Regions from separate parts of the Homo sapiens genome. Here region 1 is linked to region 2. Evidence: chromatin loops called from intact Hi-C (ENCODE). Cell type or tissue: heart right ventricle. All regions are shown on one strand. Links, peaks and the distances in the headings refer to the core of each region. The heading gives the core; the rest is flanking DNA.

The links. Peaks named below come from ENCODE experiments on the same cell type or tissue, not always from the same donor. Only the 100,000 strongest peaks of a DNase experiment are listed, where the experiment ranks them.
Region 1: a loop joins it to region 2, with 5 times the contacts of the local background. A loop is called at or near these places in 7 of 110 quality-filtered maps.

The regions. Positions count from the first base shown.
Region 1 is chr9:40,917,774-40,934,004 of GRCh38, reverse strand. MIR1299 (microRNA 1299) reads left to right here and starts at 4,913; the gene lies at 4,913-4,995. In heart right ventricle, for the core only: no CTCF peak of the experiment used is centred there; DNase peaks (open chromatin) are centred at 4,864, 5,994, 6,684 and 8,634.
Region 2 is chr9:40,868,500-40,884,730 of GRCh38, reverse strand. No RefSeq gene overlaps it. Among named protein-coding and RNA genes, the nearest start is that of MIR1299, 52 kb to the left of the region's middle. RefSeq lists enhancers at 2,501-3,336, 3,337-4,172, 4,173-5,009, 13,806-14,620. In heart right ventricle, for the core only: no CTCF peak of the experiment used is centred there; no DNase peak of the experiment used is centred there.

The DNA.
Region 1 (16,231 bases), core at 4,811-12,810, 50 kb before region 2:
TGTGGTCCCCTTTGCCTGGAATGCTTTCTCATTAGGAAACAGGATGGCTTACTTCCTCTCTTTTTTTATTTTTATTTTATTATATTATTATTATACTTTAAGTTTTAGGGTACATGTGCACAACGTGAAGGTTTGTTACATATGTATACATGTGCCATATTGGTGTGCTGCACTCATTAACTCGTCATTTAGCATTAGGTATATCTCCTAATGCTATCCCTGTCCCCTTCCCCCAACCCACAACAGTCCCTGGTGTGTGATGTTCCCCTTCCTGTGTCCATGTGTTCTCATTGTTCAATTCCCACCTATGAGTGAGAACATGAGGTGTTTGGTTTTTTCTCCTTGTGATAGTTTGCTGAGAATGATGGTTTCCAGTTTCATCCATGTCCCTACAAAGCACATGAACTCATAACTTTTTATGGCTGCATAGTATTCCATGGTGTATATGTGCCACATTTTCTTAATCCAGTCTATCGTTGTTGGACATTTGGGTTGGTTCCAAGTCTTTGCTATTGTGAATAGTGCCACAATAAACATACGTGTGCTTGTGTCTTTATAGCAGCATGATTTATAATCCTTTGGGTATATACCCAGTAATGGGATGGCTGGGTCAAATGGTATTTCTAGTTCTAGATCCCTGAGGAATCACCACAGTGACTTTCACAATGGTTGAACTACTTTACAGTCCCACCAACAGTGTAAAAGTGTTCCTATTTCTCCACATCCTCTCCAGCACCTGTTGTTTCCTGACTTTTTAATGATCGCCGTTATAACTGGTGTGAGATGGTATCTCATTGTGGTTTTGATTTGCATTTCTCTGATGGCCAGTGATGATGAGCATCTTTTCATGTGTTTTTTGGCTGCATAAATGTCTTCTTTTGAGAAGTGTCTGTTCATGTCCTTCACCCACTTTTTGATGGGGTTGTTTGTTTTTTTCTTGTCAATTTGTTTGAGTTCATTGTAGATTCTGGATATTAGCCCTTTGTCAGATGAGTAGGTTGCAAAAATTTTCACCCATTTTATAGGTTGCCTGTTCACTCTGATGGTAGTTTCTTTTGCTGTGCAGAAGCTCTTTAGTTTAATGAGATCCCATTTGTCAATTTTGGTTTTTTTTTTGTTTTGTTTTTTTTTTTTTTTTTTTTTTTTTTTTTTGAGACGGAGTCTCGCTCTGTCGCCCAGGCTGGAGTGCAGTGGCGGGATCTCGGCTCACTGCAAGCTCCGCCTCCCGGGTTCACGCCATTCTCCTGCCTCAGCCTCCCAAGTAGGTGGGACTACAGGCGCCCGCCACTACGCCCGGCTAATTTTTTGTATTTTTAGTAGAGACGGGGTTTCACCGTTTTAGCCGGGATGGTCTCGATCTCCTGACCTCGTGATCCGCCCGCCTCAGCCTCCCAAAGTGCTGGGATTACAGGCGTGAGCCACCGCGCCCGGCCCAATTTTGGTTTTTGTTGCCATTACTTTTGGTGTTTAAGACATGAAGTCCTTGCCCATGACTATATCCTGAATGGTATTGACCAGGTTTCCTTCTAGGGTTTAGGCTCAAAATAAAGGGATGGAGGAAGATCTACCAAGAAAATGGAAAACGAAAAAAGGCAGGGTTTGCAATCCTAGTCTCTGATAAAACAGACTTTAAACCAACAAAGTTCAAAAGAGACAAAGAAGGCCATTACATAATGGTAAAGGGATCAATTCAACAAGAAGAGCTCACTATCCTAAATATATATGCATCCAATACAGGAGCACCCAGATTCATAAAGCAAGTCCTGAGTGACCTACAAAGAGACTTAGACTCCCACACAATAATAATGGGAGACTTTAACACCCCACTCTCAACATTGGACAAATCAACGAGACAGAAAATTAACAAGGATACCCAGGAATTGAACTCAGCTCTGCACCAAGCAGACATAATAGACATCTACAGAACTCTCCACCCCAAATCAACAGAATACACATTTTTTTCAACACCACACCACACCTATTCCAAAATTGACCACATAGTTGGAAGTAAAGCACTCCTCAGCAAATGTAAAAGAACAGAAATTATAACAAACTGTCTCTCAGACCACAGTGCAATCAAACTAGAACTCAGGATTAAGAAACTCACTCAAAACCGCTCAACTACATGGAAATTGAAAAACCTCCTCCTGAATGACTACTGGGTACATAACGAAATGAAGGCAGAAATAAAGATGTTCTTTGAAACCAACGAGAACAAAGACACAACATACCAGAATCTCTGGGACACATTTAAAGCAGTGTGTAGAGGGAAATTTATAGCACTAAATGCCCACAAGAGAATGCAGGAAAGATCCAAGATTGACACCCTAACATCACAATTAAAAGAACTAGAAAAGCAAGAGCAAACACATTCAAAAGCTAGCAGAAGGCAAGAAATAACTAAAATCAGAGCATAACTGAAGGAAATAGAGACACAAAATTTGTCCCCGTTAGAGAGGGACAAACTTTCAAACAACAGCGAGAGTGTCCTGAAATCCTCTGTTATGGACAAACATTCAGACCCTCGTCCCTGTTTTCTGGAAATCTACGTGAGGGAGAAACACTCAGAACCCAGCAGCAGTGTTCTGGAATCCTATGTGAGGAACAATCATTCAGACCCCAGCAGCAGTGTTCTGGAATCCTATGTGAGGAACAAACATTCAAACAACAATGAGAGTGTTCTGGAATCCTATGTGAGGGAAAACATTCAGACACATGTTGCAGTGTTCTGGAACCCTATGTGACAGAGAGATGTTTGGACAACAGCAGCAGCGTTCTGTAATCCTATGTGAAGGGACAAACATTCAGACCCTCGTAGCAGTGTTCTGGAATCCTATGTGAGGGATAAACTTTCAGACCATAGCAGAAGTTTTCTGGAAACCTATGTGAGGAACAAACATTCAGACAATCATAGCAGTGTTCTGGAATCCCATGTGAGGAACAAACATTCAGACCCTCGTAGCAGTGTTCTGTAGTGCTGTGTGAGGGACAAACATTCAGACAATCGTATCAGGGTTCTGGAATCCTATGTGAAGGCCAACATTCAGACCCTAGCAGCAGTGTTCAGGAATCCTATGTGAGGAACAAACAATCAGACCACAGCAGGTGTGCTCTGGAATCCTTTGTGAGGAACAAGCCTTTAGACCCTTGTAGCAGTGGTCTGGAATGCTATGTGAGGGACAAACATTCAGACAATCATAGCAGTGTTCTGGAATCCTATGTGAGGGACAAACATTCAGACCACAGCCGCAGTGTTCTGGAATCCTATCTGAGGGACAAACTTTCAGACATTTTTAGCTGTGTTGTGGAATCCTGTGTGAGGAACAAACATTCAAACAACAGCAGGAGTGTTCTGGAATCCTATGATATGAAAAAACATTCAGACCCTCGTCGCACTCTTCTGGAATTCTATGTGAGGGAGCAAAATGCAGAATCTAGCAGCAGTGTTCTGGAATCCTATGTGACGGCAATACATGTAGACCCCATCAGCATGTTCTGGAATCCTATCTGAGGGACAATAATTTGGACCCCAGCAGCAGTGTTCTGGAACCCTATGGTAGGGCAATTATTCAGACCCTCATAGCAGTGTTGGGGAATTCTGTGTGAGGGACAAAAAATTCAGACCCTCATAGCAGTGTTCTGGAATTCTATGTGAGGGATAAACATTCATACCAGAGCAGGAGTGTTCTGGAATCCCCAACGAAGAACAAACATTCAAACCCTTGTAGCAGTGTTCTGGAATCCTATGTGAGGAACAAACATTCAGACCCTCGTGTTAGTGTTCTGGAATCCTATGTGAGTGACAAACATTCAAACAACAGCGGGAGTGTTCTGGAATCCTGTGTTATGGGCAAACATTCAGAACCTCGTTGTAGTGTTCTGGAATTCTGCATGAGGGAGAAATGCTCAGAACCCAGCAGCAGTGTTCTGGAATTCTATGTGACAGACATACATGTAGACACCAGCAGCAGTGTTCTGGAATCTTATGTGAAGGACAAACATTCAGAAACCAGCAGCAATGTTCTGGAATCCTATGTGAGGGAAAGTCATTCAGACCTAGTAGCAGTGTTCTGGAATTCTGCTTGAGTGACAATCATTCAGACCATCATAGCAGTGTTATGCAATCCTGTGTGAGGGACAAACATTCAGACACATCGGGAGTGATCTGGAATCCCCTGTGAGGAACAAACTTTCAGACCCTCGTGGCACTGTCCTGGAATCCTATGTGACGGACAAACATTTCCACCCCACCAGCTGTGTTCTGTAATTCAGTGTGAGGGACAAACATTCAGAACCTCGAAGCAGTGTTCTGGAATCCAATGTGAGGGACAAACGCTCATACAATTGCAGTATTGTTCTGGAATCCTGTGAGGGAAAAACAAACAACAGCAGCTGTGTTCTGGAAACCTATATTATGGACAAACATTCAGACACTCGTCACAGTGTTCTGGGACCCTGTATTAGAGACAAACATTCAGACAATCATAGCAGTGTTCTAGAATCTTTCGTAAGGGACAAACATTCAGACCCCAGCAGCAGTATTCTGGAATCCTGTGTGACGGACAAACATTCAAACAACAGCAAGAGTGTTTTGGAATCCAATGTTATGGACAAACGTTCAGAAACTCGTCGCAGTGTTCTGGAATTCTATGTGAGGGAGAAACACTCAGAACCCAGCAGCTGTGCTCTGGAACCGCATGTGAGGGACAAACATTCGGACCACAGCAGGATTGTTCTGGAATCGTATGTGAGGGACAAACACTCGGAACACAGCAGGAATGTTTTGGAATCCTATGTGAGGGACAAACATCCAGACCCTCATAGCAGTGTTCAGGAATCCTATGTGGGGGAGAAACATTCAGACCACAGCAGGAATGTTCTGGAGTCCTAAGTGAGGAGCAAACATTAAGACCCTCATGGCAGTGTTCTGGAATCCTACGTGAGGGACAATCATTCAGACCCACGTAGCAGTGTTCTGGAATTCTGTGTGAGGGACAAACATTCAGACCCTCGTAGCAGTGTCCTGGAATCCTGTTTGACAGACAATCATTCAGACCACAGCAGGAGTGTTCAGGAATCCCCTGAGAGGAACGAACAATCCGACCCTCGTAACGGTGTTCTGGATTCCTATGTGAGGGAAAAACATTCAGACCCTCATAGCAGTGTTCTGGAATCTTAAGTGAGGGACAAACATTCAGACACTCATAGCAGTGTTCTGGAATCCTATGTGAGGGACAAACATTCAAATAACAGCGGGAGTGTTCTAGAATCCCATGTTACAGAAAAACATTCAGAAACTGGTCACAGTGTGCTAGAATTCGATGTGAGGGAGAAACACTCAGAACCGAGCATCAGTGTTCTGGTATCCTCTCTGACGGACATGCATGTAGACCCCAGCAGCACTGTTCTGGAATCCTATTTGAGGGACAAACATTCAAACAACAGTTAGAGTGTTCTGGAATCCTGTGTTACGGACAAGCATTCACACCCTCGAGGCAGTGTTCTGGAGTTCTACTTTAGGGAGAAACATTAAGAACCCAGCAACAGTGTTCTGGATCCCTATGTGAGGGACAAACATTCAGATCACAGCAGGATTGCTCTAGAATCATATGTGAGGGAGAAATACTCAGAACACAGCAGGAATGTATTGGAATCTGATGTGAGGGACAAACATGCAGGCACTCGTAGCAGTGTTCAGGAATCCTATGTGAGGGACAAACTTTCAGACCACAGCAGGAGCGTTCTGGAATCCCATGTGAGGGACAAACATTCAAACAATAGTAGCATTGTTCTAGAAACCTACTTGAGGGACAAATATTCAGATTCCAGCAGCAGTGTTCTGGAATCTTATGTGAGGGACAAACTTTCCGGCCACAGCAGGAGTGTTCTGCAATCTTATGTGAGGAACAAACACTCAGAACACAGCAGGAGTGTTTTGGAATCCAATGTGACAGACAAACATTCAGACACTTGTAGCAGTGTTCTGGAATCCTATGCGAGTGAGAAACACTCAGAACCCAGCAGCAGTGTTCTGGAATCCTATGTGACGGACATACATGTACACCCCAGCAGCAGAGTTCTGGAATCCTATGTGAGGGACAAGCATTCAGACCCCAGCAGCAGTATTCTGGAATCCTATGTGAGGGACTGTCATTCAGAAACTCGTAGCAGTGTTCTGGAATTCTGTGTGAGAGACAAACATTCAGAACCTCATAGTAGTTTTCCAGAATCCTATGTGACGGACATTTAGACCCTAGCTGCAGTGTTCTGGAATGCTATGTGAGGGACAAACACTCAGAACACAGCAGGAGTATTTTGGAATTCTATGTGAGGGACAAACATTCAGACCCTCGTAGCAGTGGTTCAGGAATCCTATGTGAGGTACAAACATTCAGATTCTTGTAACATTGTTCAGGAATGCTATGTGACGGACAAACATTTAGACCCCAGTAGCAGTGTTCTGGAATCCTTTGTGTGGGACAAACATTCACACCCTCGTAGCAGTGTTCTGGAATCCCTTGTGAGGGACAAACACTCAGAACCCAGCAACAGTGTTCTGGAACCATATGTGAGGGACAAGCATTCACACCACAGCAGGATTGTTCTGGAATCCTATGTGAGGGTCAAACTCACAGAACACAACAGGAGTGTTTTGGAATGCAATGTGAGGGACAAACATTCAGACCCTCGAAGCAGTGTTCAGGAATCCTATGGAAGGGACAAACATTCAGACAACCGTAGCAGTGTTCTGGTGTCCTATGTGAGGGACCAGCATTCAGACCCTCGTAGCAGTGTTCTGGAATTCTGTATGAGGGACAAACATTCATACCCTCTTAGCCGTGTTCTGAAATCCTTTGTGAGGGACACACATTGAGACCACAGCAGGAGTGTTATGGAATCTGCTGTGAGGAACATTCAGACACTCGTAGCTTTGTTCTGGAATCCCATGTGATGGACAAACATTTATACCTCAGCAGCAGTGTTCTGGAATCCTATGTGAGGGACAAACTTTCAGAGCATCATAGCAGTGTTCTGTAATCCTAGGTGAGGGATAAACATTCTGACAATCGTAGCAGTGTACTGGAATCCTATGTGAGAGACAAACATTCAGACCCCAGCAGCAGTGTTCTGCAATGCTATGTGAGGGACAAACATTCAAACAAGAGCGGGAATGTTCTGGAATCCTATGTTATGGTCAAACATTCAGAATATTGTCTCAATTATCTGGAATTCTATGTGAGGGAGAAACACTGTGAACCCAGCAGCAGTGTTCTGGAATCCCATGTGACTGGCATACATGTAGACCCCAGCAACTGTGTTCTGGAATCCTATGTGAGGGATAAACATTCACACCCCAGCAGCAGTGTTCTGGAATCTGATGTGACCAACAAACATTTAGAACCCAGCAGTGTTCTGGAATAATATGTGAGGGACAAACATTCAGACCCCAGCAGCAGTGTTCTGGAATCCTATGTGACCGACAAACATTTAGAACCCAGCAGCAGCATTCTGGAATCCTATTTGAGGGACAAACATTCAGACCCTCGTAGCAGTGTTCTGGAATATTATGTGAAGGCAAAATATTCAGACAATCGTAGCAGTGTTCTGGAATCCTATGTTAGGGACAAACTTTGAGACCCCAGCAGCAGTGTTCTGGAATCCAACGTGAGGGACAAACATTCAAAGAAGAGCGTGAGTTTTCTGGAGTCCTATGTTATGAACAACATTCATACCCTCATCGCAGTGTTCTGGAATTCTATGTGAGGGAGAAACACACAGAACCCAACAGCAGTGTTCTGGAATCCTATGTGACAGACATACATGTAGTCCCCAGAAGCAGTGTTCTGGAATCCTACTTGAGGGACAAACATTCAAACAACAGCATGAGTGTTTTTGAATCCTATGTTACCGACAAACATTCCGAACCTCGTCACAGTGTTCTAGAGTTCTATGTTAGGGAGAAACATTCAGAACTCAGCAGCAGTTATCAGCAACCCTGTGTGTGTGACAAACATTCAGACAATAGCAGGACTGTTCTAGAATTCTATGTGAGGGACAAACACTCAGAACACAGTAGGAGTGTTTTGGAATCTGATGTGAGGGACAAACATTCATACTGTCGTAGCAGAGTTCAGGAATCCTTTCTGAGGGCCAAACATTCAGAACACAGCAGAAGTGTTCTGGAATCCCATGTGAGGGACAAATATTCAGACCCTCGTAGCACTGTTCTGGAATCCTATGTGAGGGACCAGCATTCATACAATCGTAGCATTTTTCTGGAATCCTATGTGAGGGAAAAACAGTCAAACAACAGCGAAACTGTTTGGGAAACCTATGTTTCAGACAAACATTCAGACCCTCTTCGCAGTGTTCTTTAATCATATGTGGGGGACAAACATTCATACAATCGTAGCATTTTTCTGGAATCCTCTGTGAGGGACAAACATTCAAACAACAGAGGGAAAGCCCTGGAGTCCTAAGTAACAGAAAAACTTTCAGACCCTCATATCAGTGTTCTGAAATTCCAAGTGAGGGAGAAACACTCAGAACCCAGCAGCTGTGTTCTGGAATCCATTGTGACGGACTTACAAGTGGACCCCAGCAGCCGTATTCTGGAATCCTATGTGTGGCACAAACATTGAGACCCCAGCAGCCGTGTTCTGGAATCCTATGTGAGGGACAATCATTCAGACCCTCGAAGCAGTGTTCTGGTACTCTGCATGAGGGACAAACATTCAGACCCTCATAGCAGCGTTCTGGAATCCTATGTGAGGGACAAACTTTCAGACAATCGTAGCAGTGTTCTGGAATCCTATGTGAGCGACAAACTTTCAGACAATCGTAGCAGTGTTCTGGAATCCTATGTGAGAGACAAACATTCAGACATTGGTAGCAGTGTTCTGGAATTCTATGTAAGGGAGAAACATTCAGAACCTCGTAGCAGTGTTCTGGAATCCTGTGTGAGGGACACACATTCAGACAACAACAGGAGTGTTCTGAAAAACCCTTTGAGGAACAAACATTCATAACCTCGTAGCAGTGTTCTAGAATCCTGTGTGACAGACAAACATTATGACTCCAACAGCTTTGTTCTGGAACCCTTTGTGAGGGAAAAACATTCAGACCCTCGTAGCAGTGTTCTGGAATCCTGTGTGAGGGACAAACTTTCAGACACCAGCAGAAGTGTTCTGGAATCCTATGTGAGGGACAAACATTCAAAAAACAGCGAGAGTGTTCTGGAATACTATGTTACAGAAAAACATTCAGAACCTCTTTGCAGTGTTCTGGAATTCTATGTGAGTGAGAAACACTGAGAACCCAGCAGCAGTGACCCTATGTGAGGGACAAACACTCAGAACACAGCAGGGACATTTTGGAATCCTATGTGAGCAACAAACATTCAGAATCTCGTAGTAGTGTTCAGGAATCCTATGTGACGTACAAATATTCAGAACACAGCAGGAGTATTATGGAATCCTGTGTGAGGGACAAACATTCAGACTCTCATAGCAGTGTTCCGGAAACCTATGTGAGGGACAATCTTTAAGAGAATCTTTGCAGTGTTCTGGAATCCTAAGTGAGGGACATACACTCACACCCCAGCAGTAGTGTTCTGGAATCCTATGGGAGGGACAAAAATTCAAACAACTGCAGGAGTGTTCTGGAATCCTATGTTATGGACAAATATTCAGAACTTCTTCGCAGTGTTCTGGAATTCTATGTGAGGGAGACACACTCGCAACCCAGCAGCAGTGTTCTGGAATCCTATGTGAGGGACAATCATTCAGACCCTCATAGCAGCATTCTGGAATTGTGTGTGAGGGACAAACATTCACAACCTCATAGCCGTGTTCTGAATTCCTGTGTGAGGCACAAACATTCACACCAAAGCAGGACTCTTCTGGAATCCTCTGTGAGGAACAAACATTCAGACCCTCGTAGCTGTTCTCTGGAATCCTATATGACAGACAAACATTTAGAACTTCTCAACAGTGTTCTGGAATCCTATGTGAGGGACATTCAGACCCTCGTAACAGTGTTCTGGAAACCTGTGTGAGGGACAACCATTCAGAACCCAGCAGCAGTTTTCTGGAGTCCTAAGGGAGGAACAAACATTCAAACAACAGCGGGAGTGTTCAGGAATCCTATTTTATGGACAAACATTCAGACCCTCATCACAGTGTTGAGGAATTTAAGGTGAGGGAGAAACGCTTAGAACCCAGCAGGAGTGTTCTGGAGCCCTATGTGAGGGACAAACATTCAGACCACAGCAGGATTGTTCTGGAATCCTATGTGAGGGGCAAACATTGAGACTACAGCAGGAGTGTTTTGGAATCCTATGTGAGGGATAAACATTCAGACTCTCGCAGCATTGTTCAGGAATCCTATGCAAGGGACAAACATTCAGACCACAGCATGAGTGTTCTGGAATCGTATATGAGGGAAAACATTCAGACCCTCGCCGCAGTGTTCTGGTATGCCATGTGAGTGAGAAACATTGAGACAATTGTAGCAGTGTTCTGGAATCCTATGTTATGGACAAACATTCAGAACCTCGTCTCAACGTTCTGGAATTCTAGGTGAGGGAGATACATTCAGAACCCAGCAGCAGTGTTCTGGAATCCTATGTGAGGGACAAACATTCAGACCACAGTAACAGTGCTCTGGAATCCTTTGCTAGGGACAATTATTCAGACCCTTGTATCAGTGTTCTGCTATTAAGTGTGAGGGACAAACATTCAGACCCTCGTAGCAGTGTTCTGGAATCCTGTGTGAGTTAGAAACATTCAGACTGCAGCAGGAGTGTTCTGGAATCCCCTGTGAGGGACAAACATTAAGACGGTTGTAGCTGTGTTCTGGAATCCTATGTGAGGAATGAACATTCAGACCATCATAGCAGTGTTCTGGATTCCTGTGTGAGTGATAAACATTCAGACCAAATCTGCAGTGTTCTGGAATCCTATGTAAGAGACAAACATTCAGACCCTCATAGCAGTGTTCTGGAATCCTACGTAACGGACATTCAGATAATTGTAGCAGTTTCCTGGAAACCTCTGTGAAGGACAAACTTTCAGACCCTAATAGCAGTGTTATGGAATTCCATGTGAGACACAAACATTCAGACAATCCTAGCAGTGTTCTGGAATCCTATGTGAGGGACAAACATTCAGACCCCAGCAGCAATGTTCTGGAATCCTATGGGAGGGACAAACTCTCAGAAAATAGCAAGAGTATTTTGGAATCCTATCTGAGGTATAAACACTCAGAACCTCATAGCAGTGTTCAGGAATCCTATGTGAGGGACAAACATTCAGACCACAGCAGGAGCATTCTAGAATCCTATTTGAGGAACAAACATTCAGACAATCGTAGCAGTGTTCTGGAATCCTTTTTTTTTTTTTTAGCTTTTCTTTTTTTTTATTATACTTTAAGTTTTAGGGTACATGTGCACAACGTGCAGGTTTGTTACATATGTATACATGTGCCATGTTGGTGTGCTGCACCCATTAACTCGTCATTTAACATTAGGTATATCTCCTGATGCTATCCCTCCCTGCTTCCCCCAACTCACAACAGTCCCCGGTGTGTGATATTCCCCTTCCTGTGTCCATGTGTTCTCATTGTTCAATTCCCACCTATGAGTGAGAACATGTGGTGTTTGGTTTTTTGTGCTTGCAATAGTTTGCTGAGAATGATGGTTTCCAGCTTCATCCATGTCCCTACAAAGGACATGAACTCATCATGTTTTATGGCTGCACAGTATCCCATGCTGTACATGTGCCACATTTTCTTAATCCAGTCTATCATTGTTGGACATATGTGTTGGTTGCAAGTCTTTGCTAATGTGAATAGTGCTGCAATAAACATATGTGTGGATGTGTCTTTATAGCAGCATGATTTATAATCCTTTGGGTATATACCCAGTAATGGGATGGCTGGGTCAAATGGTATTTCTAGTTCTAGATCCCTGAGGAGTTGCCACACTGACTTCCAGAATGGTTGAACTGGTCCCACCAACAGTGTAAAAGTGTTCCTATTTCCCTACATCCTCTCCAGCACCTGTTGTTTCCTTTTTTTAATTATTATTATACTTCAAGTTTTAGGGTACATGTGCACAATGTGCAGGTTAGTTACATATGTATACATGTGCCATGTCGGTGTGCTGCACCCATTAACTCGTCATTTAGCCTTAGGTATATCTCCTAATGCTATCCCTCCCCCCTCCCCACACCCCACAACAGTCCCCGGAGTGTGATGTTCCCCTTCCTGTGTCCATGTGTTCTCATTGTTCAATTCCCACCTACGAGTGAGAACATGTGGTGTTTGGTTTTTTCTCCTTGTGATAGTTTACTGAGAATGATGATTTCCAATTTCATCCATGTCCCTACAAAGGACATGAACTCATCATTTTTTATGGCTGCATAGTATTCCATGGTGTATATGTGCCACATTTTCTTAATCCAGTCTATCATTGTTGGACATTTGGCTTGGGTCCAAGTCTTTGCTATTGTGAATAGTGCCACAATAAACATACGTGTGCATGTGTCCTTATAGCAGCATGATTTATAGTCCTTTGGGTATATACCCAGTAATGGGATGGCTGGGTCAAATGGTATTTCTAGTTCTAGATCCCTGAGGAATCGCCACACTGACTTCCACAATGGTTGAACTAGTTTACAGTCCCACCAACAGTGTAAAAGTGTTTCTATTTATCCACATCCTCTCTAGCACCTGTTGTTTCCTGACTTTTTAATGATTGCCATTCTAACTGGTGTGAGATGGTATCTCATTGTGGTTTTGATTTGCATTTCTCTGATGGCCAGTGATGGTGAGCATTTTTTCATGTGTTTTTTGGCTGCATAAATGTCTTCTTTTGAGAAGTGTCTGTTCATGTTCTTCACCCACTTTTTGATGGGGTTGTTTGTTTTTTTCTTGTCAATTTGTTTGAGTTCATTGTAGATTCTGGATATTAGCCCTTTGTCAGATGAGTAGGTTGCGAAAATTTTCTCCCATTATGTTGGTTGCCTGTTTGCTCTGATGGTAGTTTCTTTTGCTGTGCAGAAGCTCTTTAGTTTAATGAGATCCCATTTGTCAATTTTGTCTTTTGTTGCCATTGCTTTTGGTGTTTTAGACATGAAGTCCTAGCCCATGCCTATGTTCTGAATGGTAATGCCTAGGTTTTCTTCTAGGGTTTTTATGGTTTTAAGTCTAACATTTAAGTCTTTAATCCATCTTGAATTGATTTTTGTATAAGGTGTAAGGAAGGGATCCAGTTTCAGCTTTCTACATATGGCTAGCCAGTTTTCCCAGCACCATTTATTAAATAGGGAATCCTTTCCCCATTGCTTGTTTTTGTCAGGTTTGTCAAAGGTCAGATAGTTGTAGATATGTGACGTTATTTCTGAGGGCTCAGTTCTGTTCCATTGGTCTATATCTCTGTTTTGGTACCAGTACCATGCTGTTTTGGTGACTGTAGCCTTGTAGTATAGTTTGAAATCAGGTAGCGTGATGCCTCCAGCTTTGTTCTTCTGGCTTAGGATTGACTTGGCGATGCGGGCTCTTTTTTGGTTCCATATGAACTTTAAAGTAGTTTTTTCCATTTCTGTGATGAAAGTCATTGGTAGCTTGTTGGGGATGGCAATGAATCTGTACATTACCTTGGGCAGTATGGCCATTTTCCCAATATTGATTCTTCCTACCCATGAGCATGGAATGTTCTTCCATTTGTTTGCATCCTCTTATTTCATTGAGCAGGGGTTTGTAGTTCTTGAAGAGTTCCTTCACGTCTCTTGTAAGCTGGATTCCTAGGTATTTTATTCTCTTTGAAGCAATTGTGAATGGGAGTTCACTCATGATTTGGCTCTCTGTCTGTTATTGGTGTATAAGAATGCTTGTGATTTTTGTACATTGATTTTGTATCCTGAGACTTTGCCAAATTTGTTTATCAGCTTAAGGAGATTTTGGGCTGAGGCAATGGGGTTTTCTAGACATACAATCATGTCATCTGCAAACAGGGACAATTTGACTTCCTCTTTTCCTAATTGAATACCCTTTATTTCCCTCTCCTGCCTGATTACCCTGGCCAGAACTTCCAACACTATGTTGAATGGGAGTGGTGAGGGAGGGCATCCCTGTCTTCTGTGTTTTCAAAGGAAATGCTTCCAGTTTTTTCCCATTCAGTATGATATTGGCTGTGGGTTTGTCATAGATAGCTCTTATTATTTTGAGATACGTCCCATCAAAACCTAATTTATTGAGAGTTTTTAGCATGAAGGGTTGTTGAATTTTGTCAAAGTCCTTTTCTGCATCTATTGAGATAATCATGTGGGTTTTGTCTTTGGTTCTGTTTATATGCTGGATTACATTTATTGATTTGCATATATTGAACCAGCCTTGCATCCCAGGGATGAAGCCCACTTTATCATGGTGGATAAGCTTTTTGATGTGCTGCTGGATTCGTTTTGCCAGTACTTTATTGAGGATTTTTCATCAATATTCATCAAGGATATTGGTCTAAAATTCTCTTTTTTGGTTGTGTCTCTGCCTGGCCTTGGTATCAGGATGATGCTGGCCTCATAAAATGAGTTAGGGAGGATTCCCTCTTTTTCTATTGATTGGAATAGTTTCAGAGGGAATGGTACCAGTTCCTCCTTTTACCTCTGGTAGAATTCGGCTGTGAATCCATCTGGTCCTGGACTCATTTTGGTTGGTAAGCTATTGGTTATTGTCACAATTTCAGAGCCTGTTATCGGTCTATTCAGAGACTCGACTTCCTTGTTTAGTCTTGGGAGGGTGTATGTGTCGAGGAATTTATCCATTTCTTCTAGATTTTCTAGTTTATTGGCATAGAGGTGTTTGTAGTATTCTTTGATGGTAGTTTGTATTTCTGTGGGATTGGTGGTGATATCCCCTCTATCATTTTTTATTGAGTCTATTTGATTCTTCTCTCTTTTCTTCTTTATTAGTCTTGCTAGTGGTCTATCAATTTTGTTGATCCTTTCAAAAAACCAGCTCCTGCATTCATTAATTTTTTGAAGGGTTTTTTTGTGTCTCTATTTCCTTCAGTTCTGCTCTGATTTTAGTTATTTCTTGCCTTCTGCTAGCTTTTGAATGTGTTTGCTCTTGCTTTTCTAGTTCTTTTAATTGTGATGTTAGGGTGTCAATTTTGGATCTTTCCCACTTTCTCTTGTGGGCATTTAGTGCTATAAATTTCCCTCTACACACTGCTTTGTATGTGTCCCAGAGATTCTGGTATGTTGTGTCTTTGTTCTCGTTGGTTTCAGAGAACATCTTTATTTCTGCCTTCATTTCGTTATGTACCCAGTAGTCATTCAGGAGCAGGTTGTTCAGTTTCCACGTAGTTGAGCAGTTTTGAGTGAGTTTCTTAATACTGAGTTCTAGTTTGATTGCACTGTGGTCTGAGAGACAGTTTGTTATAATTTCTGTTCTTTTACATTTGCTGAGGAGTGCTTTACTTCCAACTATGTGGTCAGTTTTGGAATAGGTGTGGTGTGGTGTTGAAAAAAATGTATATTCTGTTGATTTGGGTTGGAGAGTTCTGTAGATGTCTATTATGTCTGCTTGGTGCAGAGCTGAGTTCAATTCCTGGGTATCCTTGTTGACTTTCTGTCTCATTGATCTGTCTAATGTTGACAGTGCAGTGTTAAAGTCTCCCATTATTATTGTGTGGGAGTCTAAGTCTCTTTGTAGGTCAGTCAGGACTTGCTTTATGAATCCTGGTGCTCCTGTATTGGGTGCATATATATTTATGATAGTTAGCTCTTCTTGTTGAATTGATCCCTTTATCATTATATAATGGCCTTCTTTGTCTCTTTCGATCTTTGTTGGTTTAAAGTCTGTTTTATCGGAGACTAGAATTGCAACCGCTGCCTTTTTTTGTTTTCCATTTGCTTGGTTGATCTTCCTTCATCCTTTTATGTTGAGCCTATGTGTGTCTCTGCACGTGAGATGGGTTTCCTGAATACAGCACACTGATGGGTCTTGACTCTTTATCCATTTTGCCAGTATGTGTCTTTTAATTGGAGCATTTAGTCCATTTACATTTAAAGTTAATATTGTTATGTGTGAATTTGATCCTGTCATTATGATGTTAGCTGGTTATTTTGCTTGTTAGTTGATGCAGTTTCTTCCTAGCCTGGATGGTCTTTACAATTTGGCATGATTTTGCAGTGGCTGGTACCGGTTGTTCCTTTCCATGTTTAGTGCTTCC
Region 2 (16,231 bases), core at 5,566-13,565:
CCCAGCCGCGGCAAGTCAGGTAGTCTGCGGCAGGAGCGCCGGACATGGGTTTTGGCCCGGGGTGCAGGAGGCATGCACCCTCTGGCCAGATGGGTGGTGCACTCAGGGCCCAGGAGGCCATCCCAGGGGAACCCCGCCAGCCTCTGCCAGAGCTCAAGCTGAAGCTGCCACCTGCAAGTGGTGCGCTGGCTGCAGCGGTGGCAACCCCAGATCCCATCCTCCCACCTCACGCCCATCAGCGCAGACCCCAGGGGTGACGCAGTGACGAAGTAGGGCTGTGGTCCCAGTGGCAGCACCAGGCGGAGAAGCACCACTCAATCCCATCCCTGGGCTGCAGAGGGCCCAGCGTGGGGGGCTCCGAGCATCGGGAGCCAGTGGAAGAGGAGAAGAGCACGTGGGCGACAGTCAAACAGGCCCTGGGGCAGGGTGTGCCTCATGCTCCAGGGAGCCCCGCCAGCCCGAGGCACCTGAGCAGCAATCGCCGCCTGCACTGGGTGCCACGAGAGAGCTGCTAGGGCGGTTTCTCCACCTCGGGCCTGTTGCTCGGGACCAGCTAAGGTGCACATGCTCGCTGGTCCTGACCATTCTGTTGGGCATTTCTGCTGAGAGGCGGGAGGTGCTGAGAGTCTCTGCGAAGGTCCATGGACAGACTGCATTGCTTGTTGTTGTGCTTCGGAGGCGGCGATCCCCGAAGGCGAGCTGAAATATAGCTGGAGCGTTCCCAGGCTACAATTTGCAGTGACGATTATGGAAGATGAGCCGGAGTGGTGGCCCACCCTCAGGGAGCACTTGTGCTCGTATGGCTTCTCATTTCCCCAGTACCATATTAAATCATCTCATCTGAGGAGGATCCACAGAGCTGTCTTCTGTGGTAATCTGGAGAAAGTGAAATACCTTTGTCTGAGTAGTTGTCGACTTTGTTTCCACATTAACTGGCTGTTTTGTTGTGGCTGCACTTCTGTTTCATTACCTTCATCTTGCAGGACGGAGTCTTGGCCGCAGACTGAGCCTGTACCTCACCCGTCTCCCACCGACTCTTGGTACTGGCCATGGCCATGCTGGGCAGCTCTATGGAGGCCTGGTGGGCTACCTTGGGGGTTCAGTCAGTGATCCTTTCACAGCTGGGGAGTGGAGACTGGGCCTGTGGTGGTGCTGTGTGCCTCCCAGCGCCTGGGGCGGTGCTCTGCACCTCCCGGTGCCTGCGGCGGTGCTGTGCCTTTTGTCTACTTTTTATATGAAGATATTTCCTTTTCCACCATAGGCCTCCAATTGCTCCAAATGTCCGCTTACAGATTCTACAAAAACAGTGTTTCAAAACTGATCAATGAAAAGTAAGGTTCAACTCTGTGAGATTAATGCACACATCACAAAGAAGTTTGTCAGAATGCTTCTGTCTCGTTTTTATGTGAAGATATTTTCTTTTCTTCTATAGCCTTCAAAGTGCTCCAAATGTCCACTGACAGATTCTCCAAAAAGAGTGTATCAAAGCTGCTCAATCTAAAGAAATGTGCAACTCCGTGAGATGAATGCATACAACTCAAAGAAGTTTGTCAGAATGCTTCTGCTTAGTTTTTATGTGAAGATATTTCCTTTTCCACAATAAGGCTCAAGGCACTCCAAATGTCTACCTCCAGATACTACAAAAATAGTGTTTCAAAACTGCTCAATGAAAAGTAAGGTTAAACTCTGTGAGAGGAATGCACACATCACAAAGAAGTTTGTCAGAATGCTTCTATCTAGTTTTTCATGTGAAGATATTTCCTTTTCCACCATAGACCACAAAGTGCTCCAAATATCCACTTGCAGATTCTACAAAAAGAGTGTTTCAAAACTGCTCTATCAAAAGAATGGTTCGACTCTGTTAGTTGAGTACACACATCACAAACATGTTTCTAAGAATGCTTCTGTCTAGTTTTTATGGGAAGATATTTCCTTTTTCACCACAGGCCACAAAGCTCTCCAAATGTCCACTTTGAGATACTACAAAATGAGTGTTTCAAACCTGCTCTATGAAAGGAATGTTCAACTCTGTGTCTTAAATGCAAACATCACCAAGAAATTTCTGAGAATGCTTATGTCTACTTTCTAAATGAAGCTATTCCCGTTTCCAACGAAATCCTCAAAGCTATGCAAATATCCACATGAAGATTCTACAAAAAGAGTGTTTCAAAACTGATGTCTCAAAAGAAAGTTTCAATTCCATTAGCTGAGTACACACAAAACAAACAAGTTTCTGAGAATGCTTCTGTCAACTTTTTATGGGAAGATATTTGCTTTTTCACCATAGGCTTCAAAGCGCCCCAATTGTTTACTTACAGATACTACAAAAAGAGTGTTTCAAACCTGCTCTATGAAAGGAAATGTCCAACTCTGGAGCTTGTATGCAAACATCACAAAGATGTTTCTGAGAATCCTTCTGTGTAGATTTTACATGAAGATATTCCCGTTTCCGACGAAATTCTCAAATCTATGCAAATATCCACATGCAGATTCTACAAAAAGAGTGTTTCAAAACTGCTCTATGAAAAGACATGTTCAACTCCGTTACTTGAGTACACACATCACAGACAAGTTTCTGAGAATGCTTCTGTCTAGTTTTCATGGGATGATATATCCTTTTTCAAAATAGGCCTCAAAGTGCTCCAAATGTCCACTTCCAGATACTACAAAAAGAGTGTTTCAAACCTGCTCTATGAAAGGAAGGTTCAACTCTGTGACTTGCATGGAAACGTCACAAAGAAGTTTCTGAGAATGCTTCTGTCTACTTTTTAAACGAAGATATTCCCATTTCCAACGAAATCCTCAAAGCTATGCAAACATCCACTTGCAGATTCTACAAAAAGAGTGATTCAAAACTGCTCTATCAAAAGAAAGGTTCAACTCTGTTAGTTGAGTACAAACATGACAAACAAGTTTCTGAGAATGATTCTGTCTAGTTTTTATGGGAAGATGTTTCCTCATTCACCACAGGCCTCAAAGCGCTCCAAATTTCCACTTCCGGATACTACAAAAAGAATGTTTCAAACCTGCTCTATGAAAGGGAAGGTTCAAATCTGTGACCTGAATGCAAACATCAGAAAGAAGTTTCTGCGAATGCTTCTGTCTACTTTTTATATTGGCATTCCCATTTCCAACGAAATCCTCAAAGCTATCCAAATATCCACTTGCAGATTCTATAAAAAGATTTTTTCCAAACTGTTCTATCAAAAGAAAGGTTCAACTCTATTAGTTGGGTACACACATAATAAACAAGTTTCTGAGAATGCTTCTGTGTAGTTTTTAAGGGAAGATATTTCCTTTTTCACCATAAGCCACAGAGCTCTCCAAATGTCCACTTCCAAATACTACAAAAAAAGTGTTTCAAACCTGCTCTATGAAAGGGAATGTTTAACTCTGTGACTTGAATGCAGACATCACAAAGATGTTTCTGAGAATGCTTCTGTATAGATTTTATATGAAGATATTCCCATTTCCAACGAAATCCTCAAAGCTATCCAAATAACCACTTGCAGATTCTACAAAAAGTCTGTTTCGAAACTGCTCTATCAAAAGAAACGTTCAACCCTGCTAGTTGAGTACACACATCGCAAACAAGTTTCTGAGAGTTCTTCTGTTTATTTTTATGGGAAGATGTTTCCTTTTTCACAGTAGGACTCAAAGCGCTCCAAATGTCCACTTCCAGATACTACGAAAATTGTGTTTCAAACCTGCTCTATGAAAGAGAATGTTCAAATCTGTGACTTGAATGCAAACATCACAAAGAAGTTTCTGAGAATGCTTCCACTTTTTATATGAATATAATACGTTTCCAACGAAATCCTCAAAGCTATCCAAATATCCACTTGCAGATTCTACAAAAAGAGTGTTTCAAAACTGCTCTATCAAAAGAAAGGTTCAACTCTGTTAGTTGAGTACACACATCACAAACAAGTTTCTGAGAATGCTTCTGTCTAGTTTTTATGCGAAGATATTTCCTTTTTCACCATAGGCCACAAAGCGTTCCAAGTGTCCAGTTCTAGATACTACAAAAACAGTGTTTCAAACCTGCTCTAGGAAAGTGAATGTTCACTTCTGTGACTTGAATGCAAACATCATGAAGATGTTTCTGAGAATGCGTCCTTCTAGATTTTATGTGAAGATATTCCCTTTCCCAACGAAATCCTCAATCTATCCAAATATCCACTTGCAGACTCTACAAAAAGAGTGTTTCAAAACTGCTCTATCAAAAGAAAGGTTCAACTCTGTTAGTTGAGTACACACATCACCAACAAGTTTGTGAGAATGCTTCTGTCTAGATTTTATATGAATATATTCCCATTTCCAACGAAATCCTCAAATCTATCCTAATATCCACTTGCAGATTCTGCAAAAAGAGTGTTTCAAAACTGCTCTATCAAAAGAAAGGTTCAACTCTGTTAGTTGATTACACACATCACAAACAAGTTTCTGAGAATGTTTCTGTCTAGTTTTTATGGGAAGATATTTCCTTCTTCACTATAGGCCAAATAGCGCTCCAAATGTCCAGTTGCAGATACTACAAAAAGAGTGTTTCAAACCTGCTCTATGAAAGGGAATGTTCAACTCTGTGACTTCAATGCAAACATCACAAAGAAGCTTCTGAGAATTCTTCTGTCTAGATTTTATATGAAGATATTCCCTTTCCAACGAAATCCTCAAAGCTCTCGAAATATCCACTTGCAGATTCTACAAAGAGTGTTTCAAAACTGCTCTATCAAAAGAAAGGTTCATCTCTGTTAATTGAGTACACACATCACAAACAATTTTCTGAGAATACTTCTGTCTGGTTTTTTTTTTATGCTTTTATTTTTAGGGTACCTCTGCACATTGTGCAGGTTAGTTACATATGTTTACATGTGCCATGTTGGTGCTCAGCACCCACTAACTCGTCATCTAGCATTAGGTATATCTGCCGAAGCTATCCCTGCCCCCTCCCCCCACCACACAACAGTCCCCAGAGTGTGACATTCCCCTTCCTGTGTCCATGTGACCTCATTGTTCAATTCCCACCCATGAGTGATAATATGCGGTGTTTGGTTTTTTGTTCTTGTGATAGTTTACTGAGAATGATGATTTCCAATTTCATCCATGTCCCTACAAAGACATGAACTCATCATTTTTTATGGCTGCATAGTATTCCATGGTGCATATGTGCCACATTTTCTTAATCCAGTCTATCATTGTTGGACATTTGGGTTTGTTCCAAGTCTTTGCTATTGTGAATAATGCCGCAATAAACATAGTGTGCATGTGTCTTTATAGCAGCATGATTTATAGGCCTTTGAGTATATACCCAATAATGAGATGGCTGGGTCAAATGGTATTTCTAGTTCTAGATCCCTGAGGAATCGCCACACTGACTTCCACAGTGGTTGAACTAGTTTACAGTGCCACCAACAGTGTAAAAGTGTTCCTATTTCTCCACATCCTCTCCAGCACCTGTTGTTTCCTGACTTTTTAATGATTGCCATTCAAACTGGTGTGAGATGGTATCTCATTGTGGTTTTGATTTGCATTTCTCTGATGGCCAGTGATGATGAGCATTTTTTCATGTGTTTTTTGGCTGCATAAATGTCTTCTTTTGAGAAGTGTCTGTTCATCTCCTTCACCCACTTTTTGATGGGGTCGTTTGTTTTCTCCTTGTAAATTTGTTTGAGTTCATTGTTGACTCTGGATATTAGCCATTTGTCAGATGAGTAGGTTGCGAAAATGTTCTCCCATTTTGTAGGTTGCCTGTTCACTCTGATGGTAGTTTCTTTTGCTGTGCAGAAGCTCTTTTGCTGAATTAGATCCCATTTGTCAATTTTGTCTTTTGTTGCCATTGCTTTTGGTGTTTTAGACATGAAGTCCTTGCCCATGCCTATGTCCTGAATGGTAATGCCTAGGTTTTCTTCTAGGGTTTTTATGGTTTTAGGTTGAACGTTTAAGTCTTTAATCCATCTTGAATTGATTTTTGTATAAGGAGTAAGGAAGGGATCCAGTTTCAGCTGTCTACATATGGCTAGCCAGTTTTCCAGCACCATTTATTAAATAGGGAATCCTTTCCCCATTGCTTGTTTTTGTAAGGTTTGTCAAAGATCAGATAGTTGTAGATATGCGGTGTTATTTCTGAGGTCTCTGTGCTGTTCCATTGATCTATATCTCTGTTTTGGTACCAGTACCATGCTGTTTTGGTTACTGTAGCCTTGCAGTATAGTTTGAAGTCAGGTAGTGTGATGCCTCCAGGTTTGTTCTTTTGTCTTTGGATTGACTTGGTGATGCGGGCTCTTTTTTGATTCCATATGAACTTTAAAGTAGATTTTTCCAATTGTGTGAAGAAAGGCATTCGTATCTTGATGGGGATGGCATTGAATCTGTAAATTACCTTGGGCAGTATGGCCATTTTCACGATATTAATTCTTCCTACCCATGAGCATGGAATGTTCTTCCATTTGCTTGTATCCTCTTTTATTTCGTTGAGCAGCGGTTTGTAGTTCTCCTTGAAGAGGTCTTTAACGTCCCTTGTAAGTTGGATTCCTAGGTCTTTTATTCTCTTTGAAGCAATTGTGAATGGGAGTTCACTCATGATTTGGCTCTCTGTTTGTCTGTTGTTGGTGTATAAGAATGCTTGTGATTTTTGCTCATTGATTTTGTATCCTGAGACTTTGCTGAATTTGCTTATCAGCTTAAGGAGATTTTTGGCTGAGATGATGGGGTTTTCTAAATATACAATCATGTCATCTGCAAACAGGGACAATTTGACTTCCTCTATTCCTAATTGAATACCCTTTATTTCTTTCTCCTGCCTTATTGCCCTGGCCAGAACTTCCAACACTATGTTGAATAGGAGCGGTGAGAGAGGGCATCCCTGTCTTGTGCCAGTTTTCAAAGGGAATGCTTCCAGTTTTTGCCCATTCAGTATGATATTGGCTGTGGGTTTGTCATAGATAGCTCTTATTATTTTGAAATACGTCCCATCAATACCTAATTTATTGAGAGTTTTTAGCATGACGGGTTGTTGAATTTTGTCAAAGGCCTTTTCTGCATCTATTGAGATAATCATACGGTTTTTGTTGATGGTTCTGTTTATATGCTGGATTACGTTTATTGATTTGCATATGTTGAACCAGCCTTGCATCCCAGCGATGAAGCCCACTTGATCATGGTGGATAAGCTCTTTGATGTGCTGCTGGATTCAGTTTGCCTATATTTTATTGAGGATTTTTGCATCAATGTTCATCAAGGATATTGGTCTAAAATTCTCTTTTTTGGTTGTGTCTCTGCCCGGCTTTGGTATCAGAATGATGCTGGCCTCATAAAATGAGTTAGGGAGGATTCCCTCTTTTTCTATTGATTGGAATAGTTTCAGAAGGAATGGTACCAGTTCCTCCTTGTACCTCTTGTAGAATTCGGCTGTGAATCCATCTGGTCCTGAACTCTTTTTGGTTGGTAAGCTATTGATTATTGCCACAATTTCAGCTCCTGTTATTGGTCTATTCAGAGATTGAACTTCTTCCTGGTTTAGTCTTGGGAGAGTGTATGTGTCCAGGAATTTATCCATTTCTTCTAGATTTTCTAGTTTATTTTCGTAGAGGTGTTTGTAGTATTCTCTGATGGTAGTTTGTATTTCTGTGGGATTGGTGGTGATATCCCCTTTATTATTTTTTATTGTGTCTATTTGATTCTTCTCTCTTTTTTTCTTTATTAGTCTTGCTAGCGGTCTATCAATTTTGTTAATCCTTTCAAAAAACCAGCTCCTGGATTCATTAATTTTTTGAAGCGTTTTTTGTGTCTCTATTTCCTTCAGTTCTGCTCTGATTTTAGTTATTTCTTTCCTTCTGCTAGCTTTTGAATGTGTTTGCTCTTGCTTTTCTAGTTCTTTTAATTGTGATGTCAGGGTGTCAATTTTGGATCTTTCCTGCTTTCTCTTGTGGGCATTTAGTGCTATAAATTTCCCTCTACACACTGCTTTGAATGCGTCCCAGAGATTCTGGTATGTTGTGTCTTTGTTCTCGTTGGTTTCTAAGAACATCTTTATTTCTGCCTTCATTTCGTTATGTACCCAGTAGTCATTCAGGAGCAGGTTGTTCAGTTTCCATGATGTTGAGCGGTTTTGAGTGAGATTCTTAATCCTGAGTTCTAGTTTGATTGCACTGTGGTCTGAGACATAGTTTGTTATAATTTCTGTTCTTTTACGTTTGCTGAGGAGAGCTTTACTTCCCACTATGCGGTCAATTTTGGAATAGGTGTGGTGTGGTGCTGAAAAAAATGTATATTCTGTTGATTTGGGGTGGAGAGTTCTATAGATGTCTATTAGGTCCGTTTGGTGCATAGCTGAGTTCAATTCCTGGGTATCCTTGTTGACTTTCTGTCTCGTTGATCTGTCTAATGTTGACAGTGGGGTGTTAAAGTCTCCAATTATTAATGTGTGGGAGTCTAAGTCTCTTTGTAGGTCACTCAGGACTTGCTTTATGAATCTGGGTGCTCCTGTATTGGGTGCATATATATTTAGGATAGTTAGCTCTTCTTGTTGAATTGATCCCTTTACCATTATGTAATGGTCTTCTTTGTCTCTTTTGATCTTTGTTGGTTTAAAGTCTGTTTTATCAGAGACTAGGATTGCAACCCCTGCCTTTTTTTGTTTTCCATTGGCTTGGTAGATCTTCCTCCATCCTTTCATTTTAAGCCTATGTGTGTCTCTGCATGTGAGTTGGGTTTCCTGAATACAGTACACTGATGGGTCTTGACTCTTTATCCAATTTGCCAGTCTGTGTCTTTTTTTTTTTTTTTTTTTTTTTGAGACGGAGTCTCGCTCTGTCGCCCAGGCTGGAGTGCAGTGGCGGGATCTCGGCTCACTGCAAGCTCCGCCTCCCAGGTTCACGCCATTCTCCTGCCTCAGCCTCCCAAGTAGCTGGGACTACAGGCGCCCGCCACTACGCCCGGCTAATTTTTTGTATTTTTAGTAGAGACGGGGTTTCACTGTTTTAGCCGGGATGGTCTCGATCTCCTGACCTCGTGATCCGCCCGCCTCAGCCTCCCAAAGTGCTGGGATTACAGGCATGAGCCACCGCGCCCGGCCCAGTCTGTGTCTTTTAATTGGAGCATTTAGTCCATTTACATTTAATGTTAATATTGTTATGTGTGAATTTGATCCTGTCATTATGATGTTAGCTGGTGATTTTGCTCGTTACTTGATGCAGTTTCTTCCTAGTCTCGATGGTCTTTACATTTTGGCATGATCTTGCAGCGGCTGGTACTGGTTGTTCCTTTCCATGTTTAGTGCTTCCTTCAGGAGCTCTTGTAAGGCAGGCCTGGTGGTGACAAAATCTCTCAGCATTTGGTTGTCTGTAAAGTATTTTATTTCTCCTTCACTTATGAAGCTTAGTTTGACTGGATATGAAATTCTGGGTTGAAAATTCTTTTCTTTAAGAATGTTGAATATTGGCCCCCACTCTCTTCTGGCTTGTAGGGTTTCTGTCGAAAGATCCGCTGTTAGTCTGATGGGCTTCCCTTTGAGGGTAACCCGAACTTTCTCTCTGGCTGCCCTTAACATTTTTTCTTTCGTTTCAGCTTTGGTGAATCTGACAATTATGTGTCTTGGAGTTGCTCTTCTGGAGGAGTATCTTTGTGGCGTTCCCTGTATTTCCTGAATCTGAATGTTGGCCTGCCTTGCTAGATTGGGGAAGTTCTCCTGGATAATATCCTGCAGAGTGTTTTCCAACTTGGTTCCATTCTTCCCATCACTTTCAGGTACACCAATCAGACGTAGATTTGGTCTTTTCACATAGTCCCATATTTCTTGGAGGCTTTGCTCATTTCTTTTTATTCTTTTTTCTCTAAACTTCCCTCCTTGCTTCATTTCATTCATTTCATCTTCCATCGCTGATACCCTTTCTTCCAGTTGATCGCATTGGCTCCTGAGGCTTCTTCATTCTTCACGTAGTTCTCGAGCCTTGGTTTTCAGCTCCATCAGCTCCTTTAAGCACTTCTCTGTATTGGTTATTCTAGTTATACATTCGTCTAAATTTTTTTCAAAGTTTTCAACTCTTTGCCTTTGGTTTGAATGTCCTCCCATAGCTCAGAGTAATTTGATCTTCTGAAGCCTTCTTCTCTCAGCTCATCAAAGTCATTCTCCATCCAGCTTTGTTCCGTTGCTGGTGAGGAACTGTGTTCCTTTGGAGGAGGAGAGGCGCTCTGCTTTTTAGAGTTTCCAGTTTTTCTGTTCTGTTTTTTCCCCATCTTTGTGGTTTTATCTACTTTTGGTCTTTGATGATGGTGATGTACAGACGGGTTTTTCGTGTGGATTTCCTTTCTGATTGTTAGTTTTCCTTCTAACAGAGAGAACCCTCAGCTACAGGTCTGTTGGAGTACCCTGCCGTGTGAGGTGTCAGTGTGCCCCTGCTGGGGGGTGCCTCCCAGTTAGGATGCTTGGGGGTCAGGGGTCAGGGACCCACTTGAGGAGGCAGTCAGCCCATTCTCAGGTCTCCAGCTTCATGCTGGGAGAACCACTGCTCTCCTCAAAGCTGTCAGACAGGGACATTTAAGTCTGCAGAGGTTACTGCTGTCTTTTTGTTTGTCTGTGCCCTGCCCCCAGAGGTGGAGACTACAGAGTCACGCAGGCCTCCTTGAGCTGTGGTGGGCTCCACCCAGTTCGAGCTTCCTGGCTGCTTTGTTTACCTAAGCAAGCCTGGACAATGGCGGGTGCCCCTCCCCCAGCCTCACTGCCGCCTTGCAGTTTGATCTCAGACTGCTGTGCTAGCAATCAGCGAGACACCGTGGGCTTAGGACCCTCTGAGACAGGTGCGGGATATAATCTCGTGGTGAGCCGTTTTTTAAGCCCGTAAGAAAAGCACAGTATTCAGGTGGGAGTGACCCGATTTTCTAGGTACCATCCTTCACCCCTTTCTTTGACTCGGAGAGGGAACTCCCTGACTCCTTGAGCTTCCCAAGTGAGGCAATGCCTTGCCCTGCTTCGGCTCACGCATGGTGCATGCACCCACTGACCTGCGCCCACTGTCTGGCACTCCCTAGTGAGATGAACCCGGTACCTCAGATGGAAATGCAGAAATCATCCATCTTCTGCGTCGCTCATGCTGGGAGCTGTAGACCAGAGCTCTTCCTATTCGGCCATCTACACACACATCACAAAGAAGTTTCTGAGAATGCTTCTGTCTAGTTTCTATGTGAGGATATTTCCTTTTTCACCATAGGCCTCCAAGTGCTGCAAGTGTCCACTACCAGATACAACAAAAAGAGTGTTTCAAAGCTTCTCTATGAAAAGGAATGTTCAACTCTGTGAGTTGAATGCAAACATCACAAAATAGTTTCTGAGAATGCTTCTGTCTGGTTTTTATGTGAAGATAATCCAGTTTCCAATGAAATCCTCAAAGCTATCCAAATATCCACTTCCAGATTCTACGAAAAGAGTGTTTCAAAACTGCTCTATCAATAGAAGAGTACAACTCTGTGAGTTGAGTACACACATCCCAAGGAAGTTTCTGAGAATTCTTCTGTCTAGTTTTTATGCGAAGATATTTCCTTTTACACCATAGGCCTCTAAGCGCTCCAAATGTTCACTTACAGATTCTACAAAAAGAGTGTTTCAAAACTGCTCTATGAAACGGAATGTTCAACTCTGTGATTTGAATGCAAACATCACAAAGAAGTTTCTGGGACTGCTTCTGTCTAGTTTTTAAGTGAAGGTATTCTCGTTTCCAACGAAATCCTCATAGCATTCTAAATATCCACTTGCAGATTCTACAAAAAGGGTGTTTCAAAACAGCTCTATCAAAAGAAAAGTTCAACTCTGAGAGTTGAGTACACATATCACAAAGAAGTTTCTGAGAATTCTTCTGTCTAGTTTTTATGGGAAGATATTTCCTTTTTCACCATAGGCCTCAAAGGGCTCCAAGTTTCCACTTACAGATTCTACAAAAAGAGTGTTTCAAAACTGCTCTAGGAAAACGAATGTTCAACTCTGTGAGTTGAATGCAAGCATCACAAAGTAGTTTCTGACAATGCTTCTGTCTAGTTTTTATGTGAAGAGATACCTGTTTCCAACGAAGGCCTCAAAGCTGTCCAAATATCCACTTGCAAATACTACAACAAAAGTGTTTCCAATCTGCTCTATCAAAAGAAAGATTCAACTCTGTGAGTTGAATGCACACATCACAAAGAATTTTCTGAGAATGCTTCTGTATAGTTTTTAATTGAAGATATTCCTGTTTCCAGTGAAATCCTCAAAGCTATCCAAATATCCACTTTCAGATTCTACAAAAAGAGTGTTTCAAAACTCCTGTCTCAAAAGAAATGTTCAACTCTGTGAGTTGAGTGCACACATCACAAAGAAGTTTCTGGGAATGCTTCTGTCTAATTTTTATATGAAGATGTTTCCTTTTTCACCATAAGGCACAAATCGCTCCAATTGTCCACTTCCAGATACGACAAAAAGAGTGTTTCAAAACTGCTCCATGAAAAGGAATGTTCATCTCTGTGAGTTGAATGCAAACATCACAAAGAAGTTTCTGAGAATGCTTCTCTCTAGTTTTTATGTGAAGATATTCCCGCTTCCAATGAAATACCCAAAGCTATCCAATTATCCATTTTGAGTTTCTCCAAAAAGAGTGTTTCAAAACTGCTGTATTAAGGAAAGGTTCAACTCTCTTTGTTGAGTACACACATCATAAAGAAATTTCTGAGAATGCTTCTGTCTAGTTTTTATGTGAAGATATTTCCTTTTTCACCATAGACCTCAAAGCGCTCAAAATGTACACTTCCAGATACTACAAAAAGAGTGTTTCAAAACTGTTCTATGAAAAGGAATGTTCAACACTGTGAGTTGATTGCGAGCGTCACAAAGAAGTTTCTGACAATGCTTCTGTCTAGTTTTTCTGTGAAGATATTCCCGTTGCCAACAAAAGCCTCATAGCTATCCGAATATCCACTTGCAGATTCTACAAAAAGAGTGTTTCAAAACTGCTGTATCAAAAAAAATGTTCAACTATGTAAGTTGAGTACACACATCACGAAGCAGTTTCTGAGAATACTTCTGTCTAGTTTTCTGTGAAGATATTTCCTTTTTAACCAAAGGCCTCAAAGCGCTGCAAATCTCTACTTTCAGATACTACAAAAAGAGTGTTTCAAAACTGCTCTATGAAAGGGAATGTTCATCTCTGTGAGTTGAATGCAAATATCACAAATTAGTTTCTTAGAATGTTTCTGTCTCGTTTTTATGTGAAGATATTCCCACTTCCAAGGAAATACTCAAAGCGATCCATATACCCACTTGCAAACCCTACAAAAAGAGTGTTTCAAAACTGCTCTTTCAAAAGAAAAGTTCAACCCTATAAAGTTGAGTACACACATCACAAAGAAGTTTCTGAGAATTCTTCTGTCTAGTTTTTATGGTAAGATATTTTCAACATAGCCCTCAAAGCGCTCCAAGTTTCCACTGACAGGTTCTTCAAAAAGAGTGTTTCAAAACTGCTCTATGAAAAGGAACGTTAAACTCTGTGAGCTGAATGCAAGCATCACAAAGAAGTTTCTGAGAATGCTTCTGATTAGTTTTTATGAGAAGATATTCCCGTTTCCAACGAAACCCTTAAAGCTATCCAAATATCTACTTGCAGATCCTACAGAAAGAGTTTTTCAAAACTGCTGTATGAAAAGAAAGGTTCAACTCTGTGAGTTGAGTACACACATGACCAAGAAGTTTCTGAGAATGCTTCTGTCTCCTTTTTATGTGAAGATAATTCCTTTTTCACTGTAGGACCCAAAGCGCTCCAAATGTCCACTTGCAGATACTACGAAAAGAGTGTTTCAAAAATGCTCTATGAAAGGGAATGTTCAACTCTGTGAGATGAATGCAAACATCACAAAGACATTTCTGAGAACGCTTCTCTCTAGTTTTTATGTGAAGATATTCACTTTATCAACGAAATCCTCAAAGCTATCCAAATATCCACTTGCAGATGCTACAAAAAGAGTGTTTCAAATCTGCTCTATCAAAAGAAAAGTTGAACTCTGTGAGTTGAGGACTCACATGACAAAGAATTTTCTGAGAATGCTTCTGTCTAGTTTTTATATGAAGATATTTCCGTTTCCAACGAAAGCCTCAAAGCTGTCCAAATATCCACTTGCAGATTCTACAAAAAGAGTGTTTCAAAACAGCTCCATTAAAAGAAATGTTCAAATCTGTGAGTTGAGTACACACATCACAAGGAAGTTTCTGAGAATTCTTCTGTCTAGTTGTTATGGGAAGATATTTCCTTTTTCACCATAGGCCTCAAAGTGCTCCAAGTTTCCACTTACAGATTCTACAAAAAGAGTGTTTCAAAACCGCTCTATGAAAAGGAATGATCAATTCTGCGAGTTGAATGCATGCATCAAAAAGTAGTTTCTGAAAATGCTTCTGTCTAGTTTTTATGTGAAGATATACCCAATTCCAGCAAAGGCCCCAAAGCTGTCCAAATATCCACTTGCAAATTCTACAAAAAGAGTGTTTCCAACCTGCTCTACCAAAGGAAAATTTCATCTGTGTGAGTTGAATGCACACATCACAAAGAAGTTTCTGAGAATTCTTCTCTCTAGTTTTATGTGCAGATATCCCCGTTTCCAACGAAATCCTTTATGCTGTCCTTATATGCACTTGTAAATTCCACAAGAAGAGTGTTTCAAAACTGCTGTATCAAAGGAAAGGTTTAACTCTGTGAGTTGAGTACGCACATCACAAAATAGTTTCTGAGAATACTTCTGTCTACTTTTTATGTGAAGATACTTCCTTTTTCACCATAGGTCTCAAATCGCTCCAAATGTCCACTTGTAGATTCCATAAAAAGAGTGTTTCAAAACTGCTCTATGAATAGGAATTTTGAACTCTGTGAGATGAATGCAAGCATCACAAATAAGTTTCTGAGAATGCTTCTCTCTGGTTTTTATGTGAAGATATTCCCTTTTCCAACGAAATCCTCAAAGCTATCCAAATATCCACTTGCACACCCTACAAAAAGAGTGTTTCAAAACTGCTCTATCAAAAGAAAAGTTCAAATCTGTGAGTTGAGTACACTCATCACAAAGAAGTTTCTGAGAATTCTTCTGTCTAGTTTTTATTAGAAGATATTTCCTTTTTCAGCATATGCCTCAAAGAACTCCATGTTTCCACTTACAGATTCTTCAAAAAGAGTGTTTCAAAACTGCTCTATGAAAAGGAATGTTCAACTCTGTGAGTTGAATACAAGCATCAAAAAAAGTTTCTGAGAATGCTTCTGTCTGGTTTTTATGTGAAGACATTCCCGTTTCCAACGAAAGCCTCAAAGCTATCCAAATATCCACTTGCAGATTCTACAAAAAGAGTGCTTCAAAACTGCTCTATCAAAAGAAAGGTTCAACTCTGTGAGTTGAGTACACACATCACAAGGAAGTTTCTGAGAATTCTTCTGTCTAATTTTTATTGGAAGATATTTCCTTTTTCAGCATATGCCTCAAAGAGCTCCAATTTTCCACTTACAGATGCTTCAAAAAGAGTGTTTCAAATCTGCTCTATGAAAAGGAATGTTCAACTCTGTGAGTTGAATAAAAGAATCACAAAAAAGTTTCTGAGAATGCTTCTGTCTAGTTTTTATGTGAAGACATTCCCGTTTCCAACGAAAGCCTCAAAGCTACCCAAATATCCACTTTCAGATTCTACAAATAGACTGTTTCCAAACTGCTGTATCAAAAGAAAGGTTCAACTCCATGATTTGAGTACACACATCACAAAGAAGTTTCTGAGAATGCTTCTGTGTAGTTTTTATATGAAGATATTTCCTTTTTCAGCATAGGCCTCAAAGCGCTCCAAATGTCCGTTTCCAGGTACTACAAAAAGAGTGTTTCAAAACTGCTCTATGAAGGGGAAAGTTTAACTCTGTGAGTTGAATGCAAACATCACAAAGAAGTTTCTGAGAATGGTTCTGTCGAGTTTTTGTGTGAAGATATTTCCGTTTCCAACAAAAGCCACAAAGCGCGTCAAATGTGCACTTGCAGATTCCACAAAAAGAGTGTTTCAAAACTTCTCTAAGAAAAGAAAGGTTCAAATATGTGAGTTGAGTGCAGACTTCACAAATAAGTTTCTGAGAATGCTTCTGTCCTAGTTTTTATATTATTTCCTGTTTCACAATAGGCCACAAAGCACACCAAATGTCCACTTGCACATTCTACAGAGTGTTTCAAAACTGCTGTATCAAAAGAAAGGTTCAAC